5 separate regions of the Mus musculus genome follow, and regions 2, 3, 4 and 5 are each linked to region 1. Evidence: chromatin loops called from intact Hi-C (ENCODE). Cell type or tissue: heart. All regions are shown on one strand. Region 1 has its middle 30 kb from the start of Gm27211. Region 2 overlaps Unc13c (unc-13 homolog C). Region 3 has its middle 14 kb from the start of Unc13c. Region 4 has its middle 60 kb from the start of Unc13c. Region 5 has its middle 30 kb from the start of Gm33407.

Evidence for each region. A loop is a pair of places that touch in the nucleus more often than their neighbours do. Peaks named below come from ENCODE experiments on the same cell type or tissue, not always from the same donor. Only the 100,000 strongest peaks of a DNase experiment are listed, where the experiment ranks them.
Region 2: it touches region 1 in a loop (2.5-fold over the local background); 7 of 42 quality-filtered maps call a loop at or near these places.
Region 3: a loop joins it to region 1, with 8 times the contacts of the local background. A loop is called at or near these places in 27 of 42 quality-filtered maps.
Region 4: a loop joins it to region 1, with 5 times the contacts of the local background. A loop is called at or near these places in 2 of 42 quality-filtered maps.
Region 5: it touches region 1 in a loop (5-fold over the local background); 8 of 42 quality-filtered maps call a loop at or near these places.

Annotation. Positions count from the first base shown.
Region 1 is chr9:73,160,061-73,165,060 of GRCm38, forward strand. No RefSeq gene overlaps it. Among named protein-coding and RNA genes, the nearest start is that of Gm27211, 30 kb to the right of the region's middle. In heart, a CTCF peak has its summit at 3,045 (motif pointing right); no DNase peak of the experiment used is centred here; H3K4me3 peaks cover 919 bases; H3K27ac peaks cover 212 bases; H3K27me3 peaks cover 269 bases.
Region 2 is chr9:73,555,803-73,560,802 of GRCm38, forward strand. Unc13c (unc-13 homolog C) reads right to left here. Exons shown (of 33, transcript NM_001081153.2): 24 at 3,137-3,214. Among named protein-coding and RNA genes, the nearest start is that of Gm27211, 370 kb to the left of the region's middle. In heart, a CTCF peak has its summit at 2,152 (motif pointing right); a DNase peak (open chromatin) is centred at 4,399.
Region 3 is chr9:73,980,235-73,985,234 of GRCm38, forward strand. It overlaps a transcript of Unc13c not described here. Among named protein-coding and RNA genes, the nearest start is that of Unc13c, 14 kb to the left of the region's middle. In heart, a CTCF peak has its summit at 2,918 (motif pointing left); no DNase peak of the experiment used is centred here.
Region 4 is chr9:74,026,631-74,031,630 of GRCm38, forward strand. No RefSeq gene overlaps it. Among named protein-coding and RNA genes, the nearest start is that of Unc13c, 60 kb to the left of the region's middle. In heart, a CTCF peak has its summit at 2,011 (motif pointing left); no DNase peak of the experiment used is centred here; H3K27me3 peaks cover 355 bases.
Region 5 is chr9:74,078,019-74,083,018 of GRCm38, forward strand. No RefSeq gene overlaps it. Among named protein-coding and RNA genes, the nearest start is that of Gm33407, 30 kb to the right of the region's middle. In heart, a CTCF peak has its summit at 2,422; no DNase peak of the experiment used is centred here.

The DNA.
Region 1 (5,000 bases):
CCAGTGCTGGGATTAAAGGTATGCCATATAAAAATTATTTATTGTTAATGTATGTACGTCTATGTATGTATGTATGTATGTATGGTGTGTGTGTGTGTGCGCGCGTGTGTGTGTGTGTGTGTGTGTGTGTGTGTGTGTGTGTATGTGTGTGTGGGCATGCATGTGCCACAGTGCCCACGTGGAGGTCAGAGGACATCTTTTAGGAGTTGGTTTTCTCCTTTTACCAGTGGCTCTGAGGCTCAAACTCAGGTTGACAGGGTTGCTTGGCAAGTGCTTCCATCTGCTGGAGCCCTCTCAGCAGGCAGACCTTGAACTTCTGATCCTCATGCCTTCATTCCTCAAGTGGAGAGAATTATAGGCATGTACCTGGTTTATACAGTGCTGGGGGTCTTGTATCCTAGGCCAGCATGCCACCAGCTGGGCCATATCCCCAGGGCATCATCCTACTTTAGACTTGGAGTGGCTAAGTTTCTCTGAGAGGCACGTCTGGACCTCTAATCTGGGTCTCTATGACCAGGCCTACACTCTCAGGCTGGAAGGACCACTGCCTCAGAGGAGTGTGCTCTGGGCTGTCTCCCTTAAGCCAAATACTCCCGAAAATATGGGGGACAGTGGTGCCTGCCTAATACATCTTATTTCCTTTCCATATGCATCCTCTTGGAGCCCAGCCCTTTGTATGCATCCCTCCACTGAAATGACTGGTTTGAACTCCACATGGTCTTTCTTCTGCCACCCCTGCCGGGGGAATCTTCGCTTGACCTGCTGTCTGCCTGACCTGCCTGCAGCCTCTGCTTCAGGCTCCTTCTGTGTTTCTATTGCTGATGCTTTGATATTGGGTGGATCAGACCTCATGTGTGAATGCCCAGCTCTGCCCTTGTCAACCATCTACTGAAAGTGTCTTCAGACAATCCAAGTTCTTCTTGACTAGATGGCAGGGATCTGGGAATGTGTTACTAATTACTGCTTTGAAGTCACAGGTCTTTCTGCAATCTTCTTTGCCCTTACTCTGTGATATTTTTGTCGTTGGCTTTACAGTATTATATTCTAATTATACATACTTGTCTTTATGCTACTTGTGGGGAGGGACTGGGTTTTTTTTTTTTTTTTTTGTTTACTCTTGTCCAGTACCTGGTACATAAATGATTCAGTGGAGTTGAGAGACGTGGCCCTAATTCACTAATTTAGCATCTACAGAAACCAAATTTCCTGGTCTGTGTCCTGCGTTGTAAGAGAGATCCACTTAGGAAGGCTCTTGTTTCAGGAGTGGATAGATCAGGAATGGGGTGGGTTGGGGAGACCAGTGATGGACTCTGTTTTGTATGGAGCCTGAGCTAGCGTTTCAATCTCTTTCTCTATGTTTTTTTTTTTTTGGGGGGGGGAGGGGACAATCTCACAGGATAGCTTTCTGACCGACTAAACTTAGTAAGTATGCAACCTACAAGAAGAGAAGCTTTTTTTCTTTTGCCTTCTGATTTTGGAAGTTTTAGTGCTTGATTGCTTAGCACCGCCATTGCACTGGGCGGTGGCCTTGCGTCGTGTTGCTGAGGCGGTTGCTATCACACACATTGCTGGGAAGCAATCAGAGTAAGGCTGTGGGGGTCAGGGTCCCAATATCCCCTTCCGGGAACTCGCTAAAGTGGTTAATTTCTTTCCTCTAGGCTCCATTTCTTCCTTTTTTTTTTTAAGATTTATTTATTTATTTATTTATTTATTTATTATATGTAAGTACACTGTAGCTGTCCTCAAACACTCCAGAAGGGAGAGTCAGATCTCATTACGGATGGTTGTGAGCCACCATGTGGTTGCTGGGATTTGAACTTCGGAAGAGCAGTCGGGTGCTCTTAGCCACTGAGCCATCTCACCAGCCCTAGGCTCCATTTCTTAAAGGCCTTCTACCAGCCAGTCGGTCCACGCCCCTGATGAGCCTGACCCCACCGGCACGCGCATGTGTGCCAGTGTGTGTATACACATTTGCGGAGGCCAGAGGCCAACCAGTATCCCTTCTCAGGACCAGTTCACCTTGTTTGTTCGAGACAGGGTCTCACTGCTTGGAGTACATTAATTAAGCTGGGAGAGACTCCCCAGTGCCACTAGGTCTAATTCCCCCTCCCCTACCCCCACGAGTGGAGGGCACACGGACTCAGGTTTGTGGATTTAACACAGCAAACACTTTACCAATGGAGCCTTTTCCCCAGCTCCACACATGGCCTATTTAGAGGTAGAGTAGATCGAAACCACAAGAGCACTTGGAGTGCAACCTAACTTTATATGGAGGTCAAGGTTGAAACACCAGCGAGGACCACCTCATGTTGTCATATTAAGTGTAAACCAGGGCCTTTGAGATGGCTCAGCAGGCAAAGGCACCTGCCAACAAACCTGACAGGGCTAGTTCAATCCCCGAGGCTCATACTGAGGAAGAAAACCACAAGCTGCCTTCCGATCTCCATACGTGTGTGAGCTGTGGTCACAACCCGGTCCTCAAAAATAAATAAATGTAATCTAAAAAATTTAAAAAGCAACACAGGATCAGTGACTGAAGGCTAACCTTTTTCTTGCTGATAAATGTTTTCCTGGGCATCTGAGGTGGCTGAGCTCTGCAACGCCTTCTTGCCCTCCTTCCTGTCGGGAACCTCTGAGCTCTTTCCCAGACCTGAAGGTCACACGAGCCTGGAGAAAGCCAAGGCTGGGGCTTCTCTGCTTGGGCAAACAGGGCCACCTCCCACTTTTGGGCTCGGGTACTTGAGTTGGAGTTGTCAGTTTCGCAGCTGATTCTGATGGACTTCACGACAGCTGCAATTACTGGGGCCTCGGCAGTGTGACAAAAAGCAGTTTTTAAGAAAATCGAATCTGTTTAAAGGAGGAAAAGAAGCTGATAATTGACTCGACTTTTAGTAACGTCAGCACGTGATTTTAGAGTCCCTTGTCTCAGCTGCTTGTTTTCTCCGTTTAGCAGAGGATCTGCATTCACTTGCTAAGGCATCTTTCTTAAGCCATGAAGTCATCATTTTGCAGAGGTTGTACCGCGAAAGTCAGTGTGGTGGTAAGACCGACAGAGGGCGCTGTGTTATTTCGGATAACTTCGGAAAGGTCCGAGAAGTTTGGTTAATGCCTTCAGAGCAAGCCCAGAGAAAGTGTGAAAGCACAGCGATTTAACCTCACTAATTCTTTTAGCAGCACGATGCAAGTTTAAAGAACAAAAATGGGGCGGGGGAGGGGGGGAGATTCGTCGCCTTTCCCTTTAGGTTTGAGTTCGGTGTAAAGAAAACTTTCCGTGTGTTTATCAGCTACAAAAGGGCTTACACAACGAATCGGCAGAACCCACGCACAGCGCACTGTTTTCTTGATGTATTTCAGGTGCCTCGGGGGTGATGGAAATGTTCTTAAATGACCCCAAGACGGTGTTCTGAAAGTGGTGTGACTCTTTTAACTTTGTAGATTTCAAAATAAAAAGTTGCTGATTGTATCAAGTCTAGTTTCCAGTGAATATTTTGTTTCCTTCCTTGGATTTCTCATTTCTTCCCTTTCTCCCTTCCTCTCTTCCTCCTTTCCTCCCTCCTCATCTTCCTGCATTTTCTTTATTCTGGATACCTCTCCCTAACCGGCTTTCAGGCTTTGGTATTTCTCTCCTGAAGCTGTTTTAGATTTATGTCTGCAGGTAGCACTTGGTGGTTACATCTGCCTGGCAATGGGGGGTGCTTATTGCCACAGATACTAATTATCTCATAAAACAATTTACAGATATATTATTTAAGAAAAGCAAGAATTGACAATAATCTCTGGGCTTTCAAGTTTATATAGTGAAATGAAAATAGTGTTAGGATATGGTCAAACTCACATTCTGCATATCAAAACCAGACAAACCCAGACTCATCTGTCTTGAAACTTCTCAATGCTTACTCAAATTGTTTTTATTCCAGGGGATTTTTGGACCCGAATTCCTCTGGGGTGGGATTTCACACACACTTCTGAAAGGCTCACAATGACTTGCTACAGCAAGGCTGTGGGATAATCTATCTGTATGAAATGAGGTGCAGCAGTGGGGGCTGGGGGAAAGCCTCCACTGGGCAAAGGACTTCCTTCCAGGACACTGGGGAGAGAACCTAAGCGAAGCCCAAAGGGACCAGAAGGAGCAAGGAACGAGAAGGGGGAAGCAGGGAAAGATGGAGAGTAAGGCAGGTGTGAAAGGTGATTTATGTGATGTGAATAAATACTAGAGACGGTAGCAAGTTAGTAGCTCTTCACAGCAGCCAGGCATGGATAAAAGGGAATAGGGCGGCTTTCAACTCAGGGCTCTTAGGAAATTTCCTCCCCCTTAAGGCTTACCCTACAGTCACTCTGGACACTTAGTGTGTGTCACTTCCCCAGCACAAGTGCTTTCATAAGGACGGTCTTACACTGAGGGATCTTCCAGAGACATCCCTTACTATGCATCTATAGAAGTCAGATATTGGTTAAAGTAGATGACAGAGGTTTCTCTCTGGATGACATGTGACTGGGGGCCATGCAAATTATATATATGACTTATTATATATAAAATATAAAAATATATAAATACATATGTATTTATATATCTATTATGTGTGTGATGTGCATGCATTTTGCTTGCATATGTACGGCACACTTTTGTGTGTGTGGGCGTGGTTACCTTCCTCAATTACTTCTGCTTTGTATATTGAAGGCAGGCTTTATTGCTTGGCATTTTGGGTAGTCTGGCTGGTCGGTTTGTTCCAGGGATTTCCCATATCTGCCTCCCAGATGCTAGGATTACAAGCAGCTGCAGTACCCAGCTGCTTTTATGTGGGTTCTGGGGATCTGAGTTCCAATCTTCAGCTCTCTATAGTAAGTGTCTGAGTCATTAAGACATGAACTCTCTCTTTCCCTAGAATTCCAGTTTGGTTCATGGATGTCGAGTTTTGCATTTCACCGTTACTTATAGAACATTGCTTGTCTCAGTTTGGTGTGCCATATAGTCTATAGCACATTTCAACAGCCATGAAAGC
Region 2 (5,000 bases), 400 kb after region 1:
GGGGAGAAGTTGGCAACCAACATTAGTTTGCTTGGAAGAAGTTATTTATGATTCAAAAAATATATGTGTATGTATGTGTGCTGCATATGTATGATATATGTACACATGTTCAAACTTAGTGCATGCATACATGCTTATTCATACATGTGAAGGCCAGACAAAAGTAGTGGGTATCCTACTCTGTGACTCTCTCATTTATTCCCTGGATTCAGGGTCTCTTACTGAACCTGGAGCTAGGCTGGTGGTCAGCAAGCCACAGAGATCCTCCTGTCTCTGCCCCTTAGAGCATTGATGTTACTGGTGTGCACTTGTGAATGTGACCATGCCTGGATATTTGCATGCATTCTGGGAAATTGAATTCAAGTCCTCATGCTTGCATAGCCAATGGTCTTATCCACTGAGCATGTCCTTAACCTCACATGGTAAAACTTTCAAAGGCTGTTGAATATGCCTGCATCAAGTACTGCATATATGTCTTATAGCGAAAGGTGACTCCTGGTCATACTGTATAATTTTACCTCTTTTTCTTCTTCCTTTGGATAACTTTGGGGGTGGTACAGGGTCTCACATATCCCAAGTGGCCTTGACCTATGTGGCCAAGGACAACAGCTAACTTCTCACCCTCCTGCTTCCATTTCTCCATTTCTGGGATTTCAGCCATATGCTACCACAGCCATAAAATACTTTTTGATTTCTCTAAAAGCCCCAAGTGAAGGCACTTGTTTAAATTACTGTCTCTCACAGATGCCCCGACCAGAAAGAATCTGCAGACCATCTTCATAACTTGGGTCACCCTACAACTCTAACATGATTATATATTAATTAAGCACAGCCATCCTAGAAATCTGTGTGTTACACTTGGCCTTGGGTTTGGGTCTTGTTTTATTTCTAGGCTTCATGTATCTCTATGCTAGTTCTGATTGGTTCAGCTTAGAGCTTTTATTTATCAATGGAAGCCAGGTTAAAAAAGAAGGGAAAACTGCATAGAAAGAGGGACAGAAGGATGGTGAATATAGGGAAGAGTTGCCTTGATTCACTTGACAGATTAGACAGAAACCAGGCCTTTGTTTTATCTCCCTTACTCGATCAACTGCATTTTTTCATGTATGTTATGTATAAGGAGCTCAATAAATGGGCATGGCTTGCATTATAAAGGAAGAAGTTATACATAAACATAGTTTATAATGAGAACCTACACCTTTCAAATTGGTAATTGCTCTCCACCAGTAAGAATCACGTTTGCCTGGTAAACAAGTCTCCCTGTTGGGTGCTTAGCAAGAGGTTGACTTGGTCTACACAACTTCCTTTAACCATGGGCCCCATGGGCCTTTAGTCTGTCAGTTCCATCTTCTCTGCTTAGACTCATCTCAGCAAATATTATCTGCATCAGAGTCCAAGCACAGAATGGTAGAGAAATAGTTAGGGTACGGGGGAAGTTTCTAGAAATAGGTCAGCCAATATATAATTTCACTCCGACGTGATTCCTGGCGTTTCCATTTCACTGAATTTTGGGCTGAGATTTCCCACAAGAAATGAGTGACTTCATCACTAAAACTATTAAATAGATTTAAATGGATGTCACGAAGCATCAGGACAATTAGGAAAGGGAATCGTATGGGATGATTCCCCCAACTGCCATGCCCATTAATTTCAACAGAAGAATCCAGAAATGAGATTGATGCCCCGAGACCTTGGAGCAGGCATTAGCACACTGCAGGGAGCGAGGCCTTATTTCACATAAGCTGATCTGAGACTACCAGTGAAAGAACTCATATTAAAAAAAAATTGTAGCATTGCACATGATTCTTGTGCTTCCCATTTCTAGGGGGTTAAGTAGCACCTTCATTTTTTACAGGGGGGGGCAGCTGAATTTCTCCTTTGGTTTAAAGACTCATCATCTCATGTGAAGAGGCTGGTGCTAACAGAGGTTCTTTAGCCTCAGACATTTGGAAATAAAAGGGAAATTTGCTTTCATTTTGAATCTAGCTTTCTGCATGGGCCCATGGATTACTATACAGAAAGTCTGATGTAAGTGAAGTAGAAACACTGTAGACATAACTTCATTGGGTCTGTTTTCTCTTGTAAAAATATTTACTTTTTGTGTCTGAGTGCTTGCATGCATCCAAGTGCCATGTTGTATGCAGTGCCTGAGAAGGCCAGGAGAGGGCAGCAGATCCCCTGGAACTGGAGTTAGAGATGGTAGCTGATATGCAGGTACTAGGGATCAAACTTGGGTCCTCTGGAAGAGCAGCCAGTGCCTTTAACTGCCGAGCCAGCTCTCTGGCCCTAAGGGTTTGTTTTATTTTTGTTGCTGTTGGCAGCAAGCAGGGTGAGTCCAGAAAGACCAGCTGTTCCAGTGACTCTTGCCTTTAATGACTTTCCCGTTTCTCCCCCCCCCCCCCCCCCCCCCCGCACACACCAGTTTGTAAGGAAAGACAAGACCTTGGCAAGCAGGAAGAGGCAGGAGCGAGCTAATTCATGTTTTACTCTTTGTCTGATCTCAAGAAGCAAATGAGAGAGCACGTGCACGCATGTGCGTGCGCGCACGGGCCACGCAATGGTCTTTAAATGGCGGGGGAGAAGGACAGCCAGGGGAAGCGGGTAACGCTTGCTATCACAAACCTCATAGGAGAATCTCTCTCCTTCCTTCTTCTGTTCGTGGAATTGCAAGGCACAGATGTTGAATAGAGACACGACACATTACAGACACAACACACAGATAGCACGTTTGACACAGCTCTCACGATGTGAAAAATTAAGCACCGACATAGCACGATTGCCACAACATAGATTCTAAAACAAGTGTCAACTTCAACAGGAAGTATAAAATGTAATCTTTGTCATACTACTGATCACTAGTTTATATGCATACATTTTAATTGTACAACAGGTTGGCTGGCTCTCTCCCTGTCCCTGAATACACCTCCATTTACTAAAATGCTGTCATAGTGACTGCCGTAATTGCGAATGGGATTTTAGAGATAAAAACAATCAAACAACCAAGCAAACAAATGCTGCTTCCTGTTCATTGGTAAAAACCATTTCAAAAAGTAAGACGCTTTCCAGAACAAAGCAAAATGCTACTAACATCCACCCAAGAGTCCTTTGGTAAAGACAAAAGTGGACACACACTCACCTCTTTCCCACCCATGGATTCAAACATTTTTTCCAGCTGGACCCGCAGTTGTTGGATGTTGTTCATCAATATGCAAGGCTTGTAGAAAGAGAAAGAGAGGCAATGTGATCAACATCCTTCGCATCCTCCCACCTCTGGAGCGAGTTTAACTTCTACAGTCTATGGCTGTCAACCTGTGGCCTGTGATACACACCAAACAATCATTAGGCTACTTTGAATGAGGGCTTTTAACAGCTGGGACTGGAAAGGAAATAGATGACCATTTGGGGGAATACAATTTAACAATCAACATGTGCAATAGCACATGGAGACTGGCTATCGGCAGGCCCTTTCCTCTTCTTGTGGTATTTTGAAGATAAGAGTTAGCCACTTTTTCTTTACGGTTTTGTTGGATACAATGTTTCTTATGTGCCAGGCTAGTCTCAGAGAGCTGGGCATGATCGTGAACTTCTGACTCTCCGGCCTCTACTTCCCGAGTTCTGGGATAGCAGGTGTGGACTACCTGACTTCTGCAGTGCTGGGGATTGAACCCAGGACTTGAGAGATGCTTTGGGAGTGCCCTTTCGATGGAGCTGTATCCCCAACCTACCCTAGTCTATGTTGTTAACTTTTTTTTTTTTATTTTGAGAAAATCAATTAATTTCAATTCTCTGGTAACTGTGCTGTTTTAAAACCAAAGAACATTTGTGTTTCTTTTTTTTTTTAAACCCAAGAAAACTTCCAAAAAATTTAAAATGACTTCGATGGAGTTTCTGTCTTTCACTTAAGCCAGGAAGCTGTAGACTAGTCCCTTCATTATCTGGCTCAGAACAAATGTGTTTCTCTTCTGACTTTCCTCTTTGTTTATTTGGGTTCTTTTCCATCATTTAGATTAGAATTTGCTACCTTGGTTTTAAACTTTTCTATCACCTACATTGCCTTTGCTTTACAAAGACTTTACACTGAGGTTTTTTTTTTTTTTAAATTTTTATTTTTTATTGTCACTGGCTAACGTGAACGCTGTGCGTGCTGCTGTGCACTGGGTAGACTGCAGCACTGTGCTTACACGGGACTCGTACTTAGGCATTTGAGTTGTTTCTAGAGAGGTAGAAAAGGGCAGTGGTGTTATAAAACTTTGTGACAAGACGAGATATCAATTTGGAATTAATTTCAAATCAGAAAATAGATTTTGGCCTAGCTGCAAAGCTCACTGATGGCTGCGACACATCGATTCTGAAGAGTCAGTGGCTCAGAGCTGGGGATGACAGAGACAGGAAATGGACACACTTTCCAAGTGGCTGGGAAGGGAGCCAGCAATGAATCAGAAGGTCAGACAAAGGACTCATGGGACATCAAAGAGGCGTTAGCTCTCATCAGTGGAAAGATTTTATTATTACCTTAACCACATCACAGACCTTCGAGAGACTTTGTACTTGACTCTTAAAGTGACCACAACCTAAGTCTGATTTATGGAAACAATTCCACACTTCTATTCTGTTCCTGGATTCTGGCCACTTAGATATTTTATTTTTCTTTAAACATAGATAACTGAGAGTTACACTCCCGAGTTTCTGACTGTGGGATGCTACAGACAGTTTTAATGGCCTCTACTCCCAAAATCACAATCTGCACTCCTTGATCCCAGCATACTCTACTTGATTTATTTGATGTTAGCATTTAAGTCTGTTCTTAGTACACAGAACAAGACGAGAATACCAATTCTTTACATAAAAAGCCATACACCAAGTCAAATATGGTCATTTCTGATTTTCAAGAATGCTAGGGAGAGTTGGGCTCACTTGGGGCAATGGCTACTCACTACATGAAAAGAGGATGGAGAAGAGAGAGGTAAGAGGGAATTTTCTGGGTAAAGTTGAGATAAATA
Region 3 (5,000 bases), 820 kb after region 1:
TTAACATCGTCTTCCTGGAAAGTTGTGCTTTCCTACCTTAAAGACGGTACATCCGGGGAACAGAACAGAGCCCAGGCCATCTCAGCACTTAAAAGATCAGAGACTGGCTGGGGCGATGGTTCAGTCAGTGAAGTGCTTGCTGTACAAGCAAGAGGACCTGAGTTTGACACCCCAGCGTTGGGCAAGCAGAAACAGGGGGATTCCTAGGGCTCATTGACTAACCAGGCTAGCAAAATCTATGAATTCCAGGTTTAGTGATAGGCTCTATCTAAAATAAATAAGGTGGTCAGAGATAGACATACAACATTGTTCTGTAGTCTGCATACACACGAACATGCAAACATACATATACATGCACATAACCTTCACAGGCACACATGAGCACACACACAGAGAAGAAAAAAAATCAAGAGACTATTTCTAAATACTGCCAAGACATGACTGAGTGCCTGATGCAGTTTAACAAGCCTCTCATACACAAATCTTGCTGACTATGCCATGACAGCTACAGCGTTAAGAACCAGTGTGTATCTAACATTGAGAAGGATGAGTTTTGCAAGATTTCTCCACAGAAATCACGGCAACTCAGAAAGTGTCTAAGCATGTCTTATACATAGCTGATTTCAGTTGACAGCATGGCTTCAGGCCACGGACAACATCCCTCCGGGGACAGCAGCTCCTGTCACCACCTTAAGGTGCCAATGGGCAAAGACATTTTGCCGAGATACAATTCCTACCATGTCCCTCAGATAATTTCCTTTTCTTTTTCCATACGGCATCTTATAGACTGCCTTTAACAATGAAGGTACAATCTTGGCCAAGGGTGACAGATTTCTGGATTAGATGGATGGGTGGGGGGAGTGTTTCTTCTTTTAGGTGGATTTAAACATCTTGGGATTGCACATGATCATCATTGCAGACTCTTCATTACTCGGATGCATTGTATGTCCTTGGAGAATGAGAATTGTGTGCCTTGAGAAGGAAGGAAGCCAGTATAACGCTTCTCACAGAGAAAGGAGGAGCTCCCTAGAAGCCACACTGTTTGGCTGAGTGACATTTTTCAACTTACACTTCCTGCAGGGCTTGAGATATGGCACCTCTGCTAAGAGTCCCGGTTACTCTTCCAGAGAATCCAGGCTCAGTTCCCAGCAGTACATGGTGACTCACAAACTGTGTGCAGCTCTAGCTCCAGGGGATCTGATGCCCTCTTCTGTCCCTCATTAGTACCAGGCATGTACCCCTTGCACTTTTACACACATAGACTAATTACTCATACATATTAAATAAAAGGAAATAAATCTTCAAAATATGCATTCCACAGAGTCTTGGAATTTAGAGAAATAGAGCAATCACGCAAACTTTTCCTAGTAACTAGAGGGGCTCCCTTGCTAAATTGTTGGTGTGCTGCAAAAGCCCATTTACCAAGCTGTTTGATTTAAAAGTCCTTTGATATACTGGGTTGTAGGTATAAATAGACAACCTCCCTCACAAGATTTATCCGTACTTATCCTTACCATGACACCCTGGCTCTCTCCTCAAACTGTACATTGTGTTTTGCTCAACCAAGCTCAGATCCCCAAGCCTCCCAATCTATATCCACTGGCTCAAGACTGAATCTCTCTACAGATGAACCTCTTTCAGTTCATCCTGTCTTAGCCACGAGAAAGGGTTAGGCTTACAGTATCCTTCAGAGAAGCAAGCATACATCTATCCCATGGGGATATATTTTAAGTTCTCGAAATAAACATAAGTATAGGTTTTCTGTTATATAGAGATAATTTATTGATATTACAACCAGACTTCTTTTGTTGAAAAAGAAAGAAAACTTTTAGCCCAGGAAAGACAGCCAGATACAATGCAATGAACTAACTTTTGCACTGAGTCCAGCCTTCCTAGTTCATCAGTAGATTCTGCAGGCTGAGTCTTTCCCAACTCATGCCACTGGGATATATGTGCCAGATGGACACACAGAAACTGTCTTCCCCTGCTGGAGTCGAAGTTATGTTTCTGGACATAAAATTATCCACCCTATTTTATTTCTAGTCCCAAGTGAAGCAATCAGTTTCCCCAACAATTTCTTAGCCGTTTTCAGTCTGTGAGCTTCAGCTACTGGCTCCTTCTTTTTGCAGACTCAACTCTACTGTCTGAATGAGCATCACCGCCCCCCTCCCCAAGTCTTTTACCCTTATGCTGCAGGGTCTTCCTGTGATAAGGTGTCATGAATCCACTCTCAGCAAGGTTATTGCAGTAAGTGTTGTTGCTTTCTGAACGCATATTCTTACCTAGGATTTGTAATAAGACATATATATATATATATTAAAACAAAATCTTTAATGGGGGCTTGCATACAGTGCATCTATAACCATAATGGTGGGAAACATGGAAACAGGCAGGCAGGAAGGCATTGTCCAGGAGCAGTAGCTGGGGCTTAGTTAGTCTCTCTCTCTCTCTGTCTCTCTCCCCCCCATCTTTCTCCCTGTAGCTCATGGATAGCATGCCATCTTCTAGAGTTATCTCTGCAGTACCCTGAGGTAGGGACCACCCTTCACCTCCCAGCTCACCAATGAAACTGATGCTTGTAGACATCAAGATGTCACTCATGCATGGTGCCATACATCTCCCACAGGCTCAAACCCAGGAAGGCTGGACACAATGCAAAAAATAGTCAGTTCATTGTATCATGGCTAGCTGCCTTTCCTGAGATAAAAATTCTTTTCTTTCTTTTTCAACAAAAGAAGTCTGGTTGTTATATCAACGAATTATGAAGATAGCATCTGAGGGTCTCTATGTCACAGAAAACCTATATGCACGTTCATTTTGAGAACTTAAAATATATCCCCTCGGGGTGGGTGTGTGCTTGCCACTCTGAAAACCATTGTAAACCTAATCCTTTCTCATGGCTAAAGCCTGCCCCCTGCTGGTAAATCTAATTGGTGCTCCTGATTGAAATCCTGTCCTCGGCCGCATGGATGATTCTGATCCATGAATGGCATAAGCCATTGGAATACAAGAACAAATGAAACTAATGAAATAAGCCTGATACAGAAAGACAAGGGCTGCGTGGTGTTGCTCAGATGTGGAATCTAAGAAATCTGAACTCAGAACTAGAGATTAAAATGGTGATCATCAAGCACTAGGAACATTGGTGGGAAAAAAAATACAAAAAAAAAAAGCTCAAGAAATTTGTTTTATAGCTTGACTGCAGCAAGAATTGTATTTTATTATTGATAATTAGCATAGGTTAAGTGTAAAGTGGTCTCTCGACAAAAATTACAGTTGTGCCAGGCAAAGTGTATTGTTTCCCGGCCAGACTTAACCACTCTGCACTATGCGTGAATAGTCATATCTGGATTGCATGCAGCGGCACATGGATCATTTCAGAATCACCACAGATACCAACATCTTCATTTCATAAAAATAGCATGGGTCAGTATTTCATAGGTCCCATGCTCATCTGATGTGAGTAAGCTTTATTTTAAAGCATCTCTCTGGTTGACTTACTACACCTCACACAACATAGATGATATTGAAACAGGCATCATATTGTGTTGCTTATGGGATATTGAGGAGAAGGGGTAAGATGTTGGTATAGATGCATTTTCTTATTTTTCCTCTCAAATATTTGTGATTATTGTATATATTCACAGTTGGTGGTACTTTGAATTCACGAGTGTGGAATCTTTGGATTGGAGAATTGTCTATACTAAATAACATCATGTTGAGTTTGCCACATGTAAACAATTTTGTGTGTCAAGTCAGTTAACATACAGGGACACACTTTCTCCAAGGTCAGATCTATAGAGTGGAGTCATTGAAACATAACTCACATTTGTTCTTGTATTTGAATGAGAATGAACCCCTATAGGCTCATATATTTGAATGGTTTGTGTCTAGTTATTTGAGAAGGATTAGGAGGTGTGGCCTTGTTGATGGAGGTGGGATCAGATGTGAACTCTCAGGGATCAAATGTGTACTTCTCCAGTCATGCCTGTCTGCATGCTTTTATGTTTCTTGCCACGATGGTCATGGACTCACCCTCTGCAACTATAAGTTGCAATTAAATGATTTACTTTATAAGTTTCATTGACCATGGTGGCTCCTTGCAGCAACAGAAAAATAAAAAGAAAAGAAAAGAAAAGAAAAGGAGAGGAGAGGAGAGGAGAGGAGAGGAGAGGAGAGGAGAGAAGAGAAGAGAAGAGAAGAGAAGAGAAGAGAAGAGAAGAGAAGAGAAGAGAAGAGAAGAGAAGAGAAAAGAAAAGCCAGTTCTTTTGAATATAAGCTTTCTGATAGCCACAAGACAATGTTGGAAAGTGCAATACCAAGAAAGACACAAGTACACTTGTTACGTGTTCCTTCCAAACAGGTGTGAGGCCTAAGGACTTGGAGTTGCATTATGTACAAGTGAGTGCTGGCAGGTTGTGACCATGTGGTTCTTAAAAGGGCAGAGGATGACACTGCCATTCCATCAGATGAAAGAACTAATTAAAGCAGAAGGTTCACGTCTGTAATTACATTTTATATCTGAAGGGGAAAAAGACACTAAAAGCCTTGACATTTGCTGCAAGCTATGCTCCTCTCCTCTTTAATGATGTGGGATGTTCCTTTGCAGCCAGCTGCCAATAAGGCATAGAAGAAAGACCCCAGTAAGTTAGCTTACCTGCTTTCTGACACAGAGAATTGTCACTGAGAGCCACATCTTCCACTGGAGCTAAGAGTAGCATGTTTGTGGTTTGACATCCCTACACAATCAAACTTGTCCCTTGTGTGTGTGTGTGTGTGTGTGTGTGTGTGTGTGTGTGTGTGTATTTGAAAATAATTCCAAGCTCACTTGAAAATAATAATAACTTCATAATGAGAAAGAGAATATATAAAATCTCAATTAACACAACATGGTTAGTATATTAAAATTGCAATAGCTGAAAATTATTACCAAAGTAGTATCATTAAATCCATGCTCTGAATTTTATTTTTCAAAGAGAGGTGCATCTGTTAGTCTGATG
Region 4 (5,000 bases), 870 kb after region 1:
TACTGTTTTAATAGATCAATTTGCTCACTGTTGCATGGAGTGTTCCAAAGAGAAGGATGGAGGATGCTATATGAATGAGCAGAGGAGTGGTCAGCCAGCCTTCATTGAGAAGGTCAGGAAATGTGTCCCAGAAGCCAGAGGTGAGCAGAATCTAATGGAGGAGGGTGGGTTAGCAGGTGTAGCTGAGAAGTGAGAAAATGTTCCACAACATGCAAGAAGCAGGAAGAGCATTGGGATACAGGGCTGGGAGTGGGGTTGGGGGTTGTAAGCTCTACCAGTACCACAGGAGCCTGGAGACCATGAAACAGATTGCAGGAGAGAGAAAAGGAAGAGAAAGAAAAGATATTAGGGGCTCATTGTAAACGGATTTAAAGGGGAAATGAAAACAGAGTGATTGTATTTGCAGAGGAGGGAGTTTTCAATGCTAAATAAAATGAGGGAATTAGAATGGGCCATCCATTGTGGGCCTCTGGGGGAGCCAGGGAAGGGGAATGAACGGGGGAGGGGGGGCGTCAGTAATGGGGAGAAAAAGCCCTGAAAGCTGTGGCCAAGAGCAATGCCGGCCTCTCCCTTGTGTCACCTTGGCCTTGTCTTAAACATTTTTGGTGTAACTCATGATCAAATGGGAGTAAGTATCAGACCCAGTTCACATAGAGGGCACGTGCAGATTCCATGCAATAAAGTACAGAGCATACTGGCTTCCTGCTCAGAGTATAGCTCGTGCTTCCCAGGGCAAGTTCCTCGAATTGCAGGCAGCTGTCCCGGGAAGACCGGCCTGGGTGGCCCTCAGCCACAGGGCCAGGACATCACTGCCCAAGCTAATGGAAAGTAGGAAACCACAAAACTGAAAATACAGAGGCATTTCTGTGAAAAATGGGGGAGTTATTATGATGGACTGTCTTAGTTAGAGTTTTACTGCTGTGAACAGACACCATGACCAAGGCAAGTCTTATAAAAAACATTTAATTGGGGCTGGCTTACAGGTTCAGAGGTTTAGTCCATTATCATCAAGGTGGGAGCATGGCAGTATCCAGGCAGGCATGGCTCAGGCAAAGCTGAGAGTTCTATGTCTTCATCCAAAGGCTGCTAGTGGAAGACTGACTTCCAGGCAACTAGGGTGAGGATCTTATGCCCACACCCACAGAGACACACCCATTCCAACCAGGTCACACCTATTCCAACAAGGCCACTCCTCCCAATGGTGCCACTCCCTGGTCCAATAACATACAAACCATCACATGGACAAAGAAAAAAACCACCAGTATGTTAATATTTTACAGACGTAGATATCATCGGCAGGAGAGAAGAAAGATTTATTTTTGGTAGGTGAGACATGGTAACCCAAAACCCACTGATGAAGTGCTTACTTTATCTAAGATGTACCTAGGTTTTATTCATGTGTATGTGTGTTTGTGGTTAGATTTGTGCATGAAAGGCAGGAAGAGGGAATTGGACTCCCTAAGCTAGAGTTATCCGTGGTTTTGAAATTCCTGAAGTCTATGCTGGCAACTGAATCAGGGCCCTCTAAAAGAGCAGTACCAACTCTTAGCCACTGAACCATTCCTTTAGCCACCAACTCAAAGTTTTGAGCTTGAAACTTTCCCAATTTTTCTGAAGTAAAACTATTTAAGGGAAAAATATATCATATAAGGATAATTTAAAAAAATCCAAAAGAATTTATCTTCATAAAACTAGATATATCGTGTGAATAAAACATTTAGAAAAAACTACAAGAACCCCTAAATATTATAAAGGGGGAAATAATATATATCTTCTAATATTGAAAGGAAATGATTAAGCCCACAGGGAGTTTCTATGGATTCCATTTTTTATTGACATGACACCATGGAGAGGAACAGTAATGAGTTTCTTGTAGTCATGAAATTTCCTTAAAATAAAATTAGAAACCCTTGTACTGGTGAACAAATGCTTGCCTTGGGGTAGTATGATTTAATTTGTTATTTTTAAAGCAAGTGACACTGACCACAGCTGAGTGCTGCCTCCATGTGGTCATCTTCTTAATTGCAGCCATTAATTTGCCAAACTTGACAAATCCCAATCCTGAATTTCTGTCTCTGTATCTCCCCAAATAGTGGGTTATTGCTTGCTTTTCATCCTTATAACTATTATTTTGATTTTTTGTTAGATTTGTTCATTTTATTTTATGTATACGGGTTCTTAATCTGCATGTATGTCTATGTATTACCTGCCTGCCTGGTTTCTGTGGAGGTCAGAAAGTGAGCTTTAGATCCCCTGGAACTGAAATTTCTGGAATGGTTGTGGGTGCTGGGAATCAAACCTGGGTCCTCTGCAAGACATTAAGTGCTCTTAATCATTGAACCATCTCAAGAGCCTTCATTCATATAACTATTTTTTTGAAAGAGGTTTTCCAGTGGGAACTCTCTATGAATCTCTCTGCAGCATCCTTACACTCCTAGTGATGGTTTTGAGTGTCTGTCTGTCTGTCTGTCTGTTGTTGCTGTTGTTGTTGATGTTTGTCAATGAAATCCAGGTCACTCTCATCCATCCACAACATGTCAGTAGTTTACAACTCTTCAAGGGCTGGCCAAAAGCAAGATTAAACTCCATATGTTTAAACAAGAGGAGTTACTTATGTGGCTTTCTGTATATATAGCATTTCCTCGAGTAAGGAAGCCTTGTACATGAAGGCATAATAAAGATTCCTTTTTTGGGCCAACTGCAAAGGTATCAGGTCTCATGGTGCCCTCTTTTCACCCTGTGACAGGCCACACAGTCCACCATTCAACCTCCGATCTAAGAAAGCCAACCCAGGAATGGCTATTCAGGTACACCAGTCTATACATTTTATTACTTTAAATTGGTCATGTATATTTTAAAGCCCCTTTGGCAGTGTTTTCTGTTGACTTGTCCCATGATTATATCTATTTATTGCCTTCCCATTCCATGACCTCATAGCACGTAGCAATGACCTCACAGCACATGGCAATGACACCTCATAGCACATGGCAATGACCTCCATTCCCCTCTGACTACCAAAGTGCAAGGGTTAGTAGAAACTTCTCTGGATATCAGATATCCTACACATCAGATATTTACATTGCAATTTATAACAGCAGCAAAATTACAGTTATGAACCAGCAACAAAAATAATGCTACACAAGGGGGGGAGGGGTCACCACATGAGAAACTGTATTAAAGGCTTGCAGCCTTGGGAAGGTTGAGAACCACTGCCTTAGAAGGATGCAGCACTTTACCCCTTCTTAGAATTGGGAACAAAACACCCATGGAAGGAGTTACAGAGACAAAGTTTGGAGCTGTGACGAAAGGATGGACCATGTAGAGACTGCCATATCCAGGGATCCATCCTATAATCAGCTTCCAAACGCTGACACCATTGCATACACTAGCAAGATTTTATCGAAAGGACCCAGATGTAGCTGTCTCTTGTGAGACTATGCCGGGGCCTAGCAAACACAGAAGTGGATGCTCACAGTCAGCTAATGGATGGATCACAGGGCTCCCAATGGAGGAGCTAGAGAAAGTACCCAAGGAGCTAAAGGGATCTGCAACCCTATAGGTGGAACAACAACATGAACTAACCAGTACCCCCCTGGAGCTCCAGTCTCTAGCTGCATATGAATCAGAAAATGGCCTAGTCAGCCATCACTGCAAAGAGAGGCCCATTAGTCGTGCAAACTTTATATGCCTCAGTACAGGGGAATGGCAGGGCCAATAAGTGGGAGTGGGTGGGTGGGGAGTGGGTGGAGGAGGGTGTAGGGGACTTTTGGGATAGCATTGGAAATGTAAATGAAATAAATGCCCAATTTTTAAAAAAAAGAAGAAAAAAGAAGAAGGATGCAGCAATCATTGCTCTACAGGAAATAGGATCTGAAGGGCCTAGACAGGCAGGAAGATTGACCATCACAGCGGCAAGATAGGTTGACATCTGAGAAAGGTAAGAAAAATAACCCATCCACAGGCCTAACCTTCTCTGCCTGCTCCTATAGATCCTTTCAGTTTCTCAGCACATTCATACCTGCTGAAGGGAAAGCCACTGATTTTCAGTGACTAGCCCCAGGTGCCAAAATTAATGAGGCATTGGCTGGAAGGTGGCTTTCAGTGAAGCATAGAGAAGGTGAGACCGGAGAGGAAAGTCAGGATGTGGAGATAAGAAGGTGAGAGGGAGAAAAGAAGGCCTCTGGTAAAGAACTTTCATCAAAACAAAACGTTGTATCTTTTTACTTGAAGGGAAACATTTGTGTTTTATTGTGTTTCATACTATTTAAATCAAGACAGATATGCAGCTCTCCTTGTATTGCTTATTCTTCTGCATTTCCTCGGGAATACTTAGCACTAGTACCTTCCCACATTCGAGATGGAATTGCTAATTTTTGGGGATAGGCTAAATCACTAACAACCAATTTATGCCTTCCAATAGCTTATAGATCTTAAGTTTCAGTGTGTATTTCAAATTGCTTTGAATTTACAGTCCAGATATCTGGCTTTGGTGCTTGTGGGTCAAGGGTGAAGCAGGGGACAGAATGCTCTCATCACTATTCACCAATTCAAATCACGATTTTTTTTTCCAGGAAAGTTATCTTACCTATCTTTTAAAATTCCTGATGTGAGCACACAGGACTCTGTTAGTGATGGTGCTCAGTCTGGATGGAGCATTTGCATCATCTGTGGGGCACTTCTCAAGGTGACAGCTCTCGGGACAGTATTCTCATTCTTATTGATAAATTCCTATTCTTGAGTTACTCTCTTCCACTTTGTCTCTTTGGTTTTGCAATTGATCAGACTCAGTCTGAAGTGAGATGGCTAGCATGTAGTGTCACCTTGTTTTGGGGAAAAATGTTTTAATGTAATATAACTTAAATAATTATTAATTTTTAACTGTATAAACTTTATTATAAAAAGCATTAAAAAGAAATAAAAACATCACACACCCAAATTAAGACCCACAGTCTATGCAACTTAATGAACTTCTGCTACCGCAGTTACTGTTTAAATATGAT
Region 5 (5,000 bases), 920 kb after region 1:
GCATCAGCTCCAGCTTCCTGACCTGCTTGATTTCCAGTTCTGACTGTCTTTGGTGATGAACAGCAATGTGGAAGTGTAAGCTGAATAAACCCTTTCCTCCACAACTTGTTCCTTGGTAATGATGTTTGTTCAGGAATAGAAACCCTGACTTGCACCATAGTGGAGTATGGTGATTATTGGTGGTGGGAGTTACTTATTACTGAGAGTTACAGAGGCTAAAAACATTGGAACACAGGGTGCTCCATTTGGAGATGGTATAGTATCTGACTTAATAGTGAAGTTGACCTTTACCACAAATTACCACCATGTAGAAATGGGTTCTGCTTAGAATTAAGAGGATCCTTATACACTTAAAAAAATCACCACACATTTTAGGGGTTTTAAAAATGTTTTGTTTTTAAATTAAGATTGGATGAAGAGACCATGTTAATAACTGTGTCATGACCACTTAGGAGAAAAGTCCACTCTGCTGTCCAGTGAGCAGGCATGAAAAGAAATAGAAAGACCTGACTTGACCTCCACTCCTGCCTTCCCAAGCCCTGTTTTAAGTCTTAAAAGATTGCTAGTCTAAGTATGGACTATCTTAAATAGCATGTCTATGAAGGAGTAATTGGTTCTTTTGTTTAGATGAATCCTAAATGCCAGGGTGACATCTGGTGGTCACAGACACATTCTCATGTAAGACAGTATAAATTTCTGCCAATCATGAACCAATTGAAAAAATCATGAAGGAATTTGTGTTTTAACTGGGTTGTAGATGGGGTTTAACCTCCAATATCATATATGAAGGTAGATCCTTATAAGTGAGGAACCAGATCTTAAACAATATAAGAGTACATTCTAAAGCAGTTCTCAACATTAATAATGTGGCAGCCCTTTAATGCGGTTCCTCATGCTGTGGTGATCTATAACCCTAAAATTATTTTCACTGCTACTGCATAACTGGAATTTTGCTACTGTTATCTAAGTATGTTATGCAGCATGGTCTTAGGTGACCCTTGTGAAAAAGCATGTAACCCCTAAAGGGTCACGACCCACAGGTTGAGAACTACTGTTCTAAAGAAAAGGTCTGTGACTGAAGAAGATGCATACTCTGCCATACCTAAGGGCAGTGCTTGGCAGAGGCCCTGGTCGCAATTCTAATAATAAGTAAATGTTTGTGGAATACTTTCATTTCATTTGTTACCTGTCTTAGTCAGGGTTTCTATTCCTGCACAAACATCATGACCAAGAAGCAAGTTGGGGAGGAAAGGGTTTATTTGGCTTACACTTCCATACTGCTGTTCATCACCAAAGGAAGTCAGGACTGGAACTTAAGCAGGTCAGAAAGCAGGAGCTGATGCAGAGGCCATGGAGGGATGTTTTTTTACTGGCTTGCCTCATCCTGGCTTGCTCAGCCTGCTCTCTTATAAAACCCAAGACTACCAGCCCAGAGATGGTTCCACCCACAAGGGGCCTTTCCCCCTTGATCACTAATTGAGAAAATGCCTTACAGCTGGATCTCATGGAGGCATTTCCTCAACTGAAGCTCCTTTCTCTGTGGTAACTCCAGCTGTGTCAAGTTGACACAAAACTAGCCAGTACATTACCTAAATATAAAGACAGTGAAATGAATGAGCAAAAATAACATTTATTTTCTCTGTTCATAAAACTGCCAACAGCTGCTTGTGAGTGGAGCTGAAGATGCAGGCGGAGGATGTGGAAAGAGACAAGTCTATGCGAGGCAGGTGAGGTCCAGTGATGAAAAGAACCTTCTAGGCTGACATCAGAGCTTAGAAACTCTTTCTGAGAGAGGATGAAATCTTCAAAGGACCTTCAGCAGAAATCCTCAAAGCCCACCTGTGCCATGAAAAAAATCAAGCAGTCTAAAGAGGAGGGAGGAGTTAGAGAGAGAAAGGATCCAAATATAGTACCCATAAATGAAAATCTTGGAGGAGGAGGGAGAGGAGGGAGAAGAGAAGAGGGGGAGGAAGAGGGATGGGGAGGGAGGGGGAGAGGAGGAGGGGAAAGAAGAGGAGGGGAGAGGAGAGGAGGGGAAAAAGAGGGAAAGGGGAAGGAGGACAGGAATGGATGGGAGGGGAGAAGATAAAGAAGAGGGGGAAGGAGGAGGAGCAGAGGAGCTGAGACACAAGGCAAAGGTCATCTCAAAGGAAAAGACAGAAAAAAAAATCACACGAAAGAAAATAAACTCAAAAACAAAAAAACAAAAACAAAAAAACCCCAAAGGCTTAAATGTCAGGCAGCCAAGAGAGTCAAGCAGTGTTTTCAATGGGAGCACCTTACAGGATTTGTCTATTTCTTGATTCTTTTACAAATGACCCTCACTTCCTCCAAAGAAGAGTTTGAAATCATCGGGAAACAGCTGGAGTTTCTTTTTCTGAGCTAAGAAAAGGGATGTCTAGTATTGTTTCCCCCTCAAGTGGAGACATAGAGGAACTGCACAGATGGACGAGGGTTTTCTTCTCTGTTGTGGTAAAACACACCGCTGTTTAGAAGAAAAACCTGAAACCAGCTAGAGGTAGGCTCAGCCAAGGTCACCCAGGCTCTGAGAGGCAGAGGCAGCACACAAGCAGGTGTCTTCCTCAGACTCGGTGCCGTCCTGTCCTCTCACATAGACTGGAAACTGAGATATAAGGCATCGCTCGAAGACCTTCAGGATTACCACATCCACCTTTTCTGTTTTATTTTTAAAGAACAAAAGTTGTGATCTAGGTTCATTAACCAGACCCGATGCTTCAATTTCAGCATTTTGGGACTGCCAAACAGAAATGATAAGAATCAGTCCCATAAGGTTGTAAAGAATAAGCAAATTTGTGTTGTAAAGATATTTTTTAAAAAGTTCAATAATAAGTGTTTATAGACTAGAAATTAAAAACTCGCACACAGGTCCCAGCTGAGTCATCTCCACACTTCTTCCAGACAATGGTGGGTAGCTTGGGTAAATGCAACTACCCTCAGATCACAATTTGAAAAATGTTTAAGGAAACTTCCTGGAAATCAACAAACAGTAGAAACTAGATGGATATCTACTCTGGAAAAGCAGGAATTGCACTCAGGGAGTGTTATCTCCTTGCCTGGGAGCAGTCACTCATTTACATAGCAGACAAGGACAGTGGGCCCCTCAGGCTTTGAAGCAGAAAATGTCAGGTTTCTACACCTAGAGAGCTGCAGGACAGCTAGGAAGGGAAGGAGTCACATAGGTGGTGACTCCCCAAGTATGTGACTGATATCTGGGGAAAATGTTGGCTGATCATCAACTCCAACCCACGGAAAAGGTCCAGAAAGGAACCACTAAAGCATTGGTTGTAAACCAAATATCTGAAGAAAACTGCCAGTTGTTGATGACAGAGTCATAGAATACATAGTTTGAGGCTAGCCCTGTTAATTGTTGACTGCAATAAAAATCACTCTTCAGATGTTTAATTTGTATCATTCTGAATGTCAGGGATGCAATCACAGCTCAGTAGTTATACAAGAAGCCAGAGTGTGGCCTACCCCGAGAAAGAACGTATTGGATAATCCACCCACATATGGCTCAAATGGAACCCTCCTCAAGGACTTCTGAGACTGTCACTCATACTTAGCACAAACTCAACAGTGGACACAACACAGATGTAGTCTCTCATAATACGCAAGAAATTTGAAATCAGTTTGGCTGGGGGCTTGGGGATGGAGCAAGCTTGGCTGCATCTGGAGACACAGTCCACCTTGCTCTGCTAACTTCCAGTGTCTTCCCACTGTCATCACCTTCTCTCTGTCTTGACTCAGATCTGCTTCTGCCTCTTTCTTAGGAGGCTGTGCAGTGCTTACCAGGCAAGTCTCCAGCCCACTATGCACCTTCCTGGACCCTCGACTAGGCTTCTTATACTTAGGAGTAAGTATTCATGTTCTGTCATTTTTTTTTCTCATGGCCTGATTGTTATGTCTTCTTACTAATAAATAATATTCTTTTGTCCTTATTGATCACTGTGTGCAGCAGAACAGTAACTTGGTTGTAGTCAGTTGGGGTGATTGTGGTTAAAATACCTTCTCATTCATTCATATTCATATTCATTCTCTCTCTCTCTCTCTCTCTCTCTCTCTCTCTCTCTCTCTCTCTCTCGTTTGTTTTTTAAACCCAGTTTAAACAAGCAAAGAGTTACAGTGTTTAAGCCATCTACAAAGTGTCAAGTTGTGATCTGGTCTTGTGATAGACACACAGGTTCTTGTAACGGCTGCACCATCTCTTCAGTCTCAGACATTTCAGTTTTAATGAAGTGCACTTTATTCAGTATTTTCATGCACAGTGTCATATGGAAAATCATTAATAAGTCAAAGGTGAATTTTCTCAACTTGTAGCTACTTTAATTTTGTGTTTTATCTTTAGTTCCATGATTATTTTTGTTACTCTTGCAGAAAATATAAGCTTGTGTCAGTATATTTTACTACCCCCTTGTCGGTCTATGCACTAGACTATTTTGCTGAGGACTCTGTCCTTGCTTGTTGGGGCCACCTTTGATACTCTGTCAAAGATGAGTTGACAGTATTAGTGGGCTCTCTGTCTGGGTTCTCCTTCTGTTTCATCTATCTGTTTACCTGTTCACTAGCAGTCCACACCATCATAATCACTGTATGTTCTGACTCAGCACTGAGCTAACTCTTTGGGATCTTTAAGCCTGATTTATTGGTAGTTGCAAAACATGTTGATAGTATTTTACTTGGAAGGGTGCTGGCTCAATCTGTATATCACATTTCAAAGAAGGGACAATATTGACTCTCCCTCTTCATAAATATGGAATATCTATTTATTTACATCTATTTTTATTTGTTCCATGAAAGCTTTTGTTTTCTTTATGTGTGTTTTCTATTTCTTTTGTTAGGTAAAAATCTAAGTACTTCAATATTTTTGACATTAATAGGAATGGCATTATGTTATTAATTTAAAATTTTTGTGTTTTGTTGTTCATATATAGAAAAGCAATAGATTTTCTTTTCTTTTTTATTTAAATTATTTTTTAAAT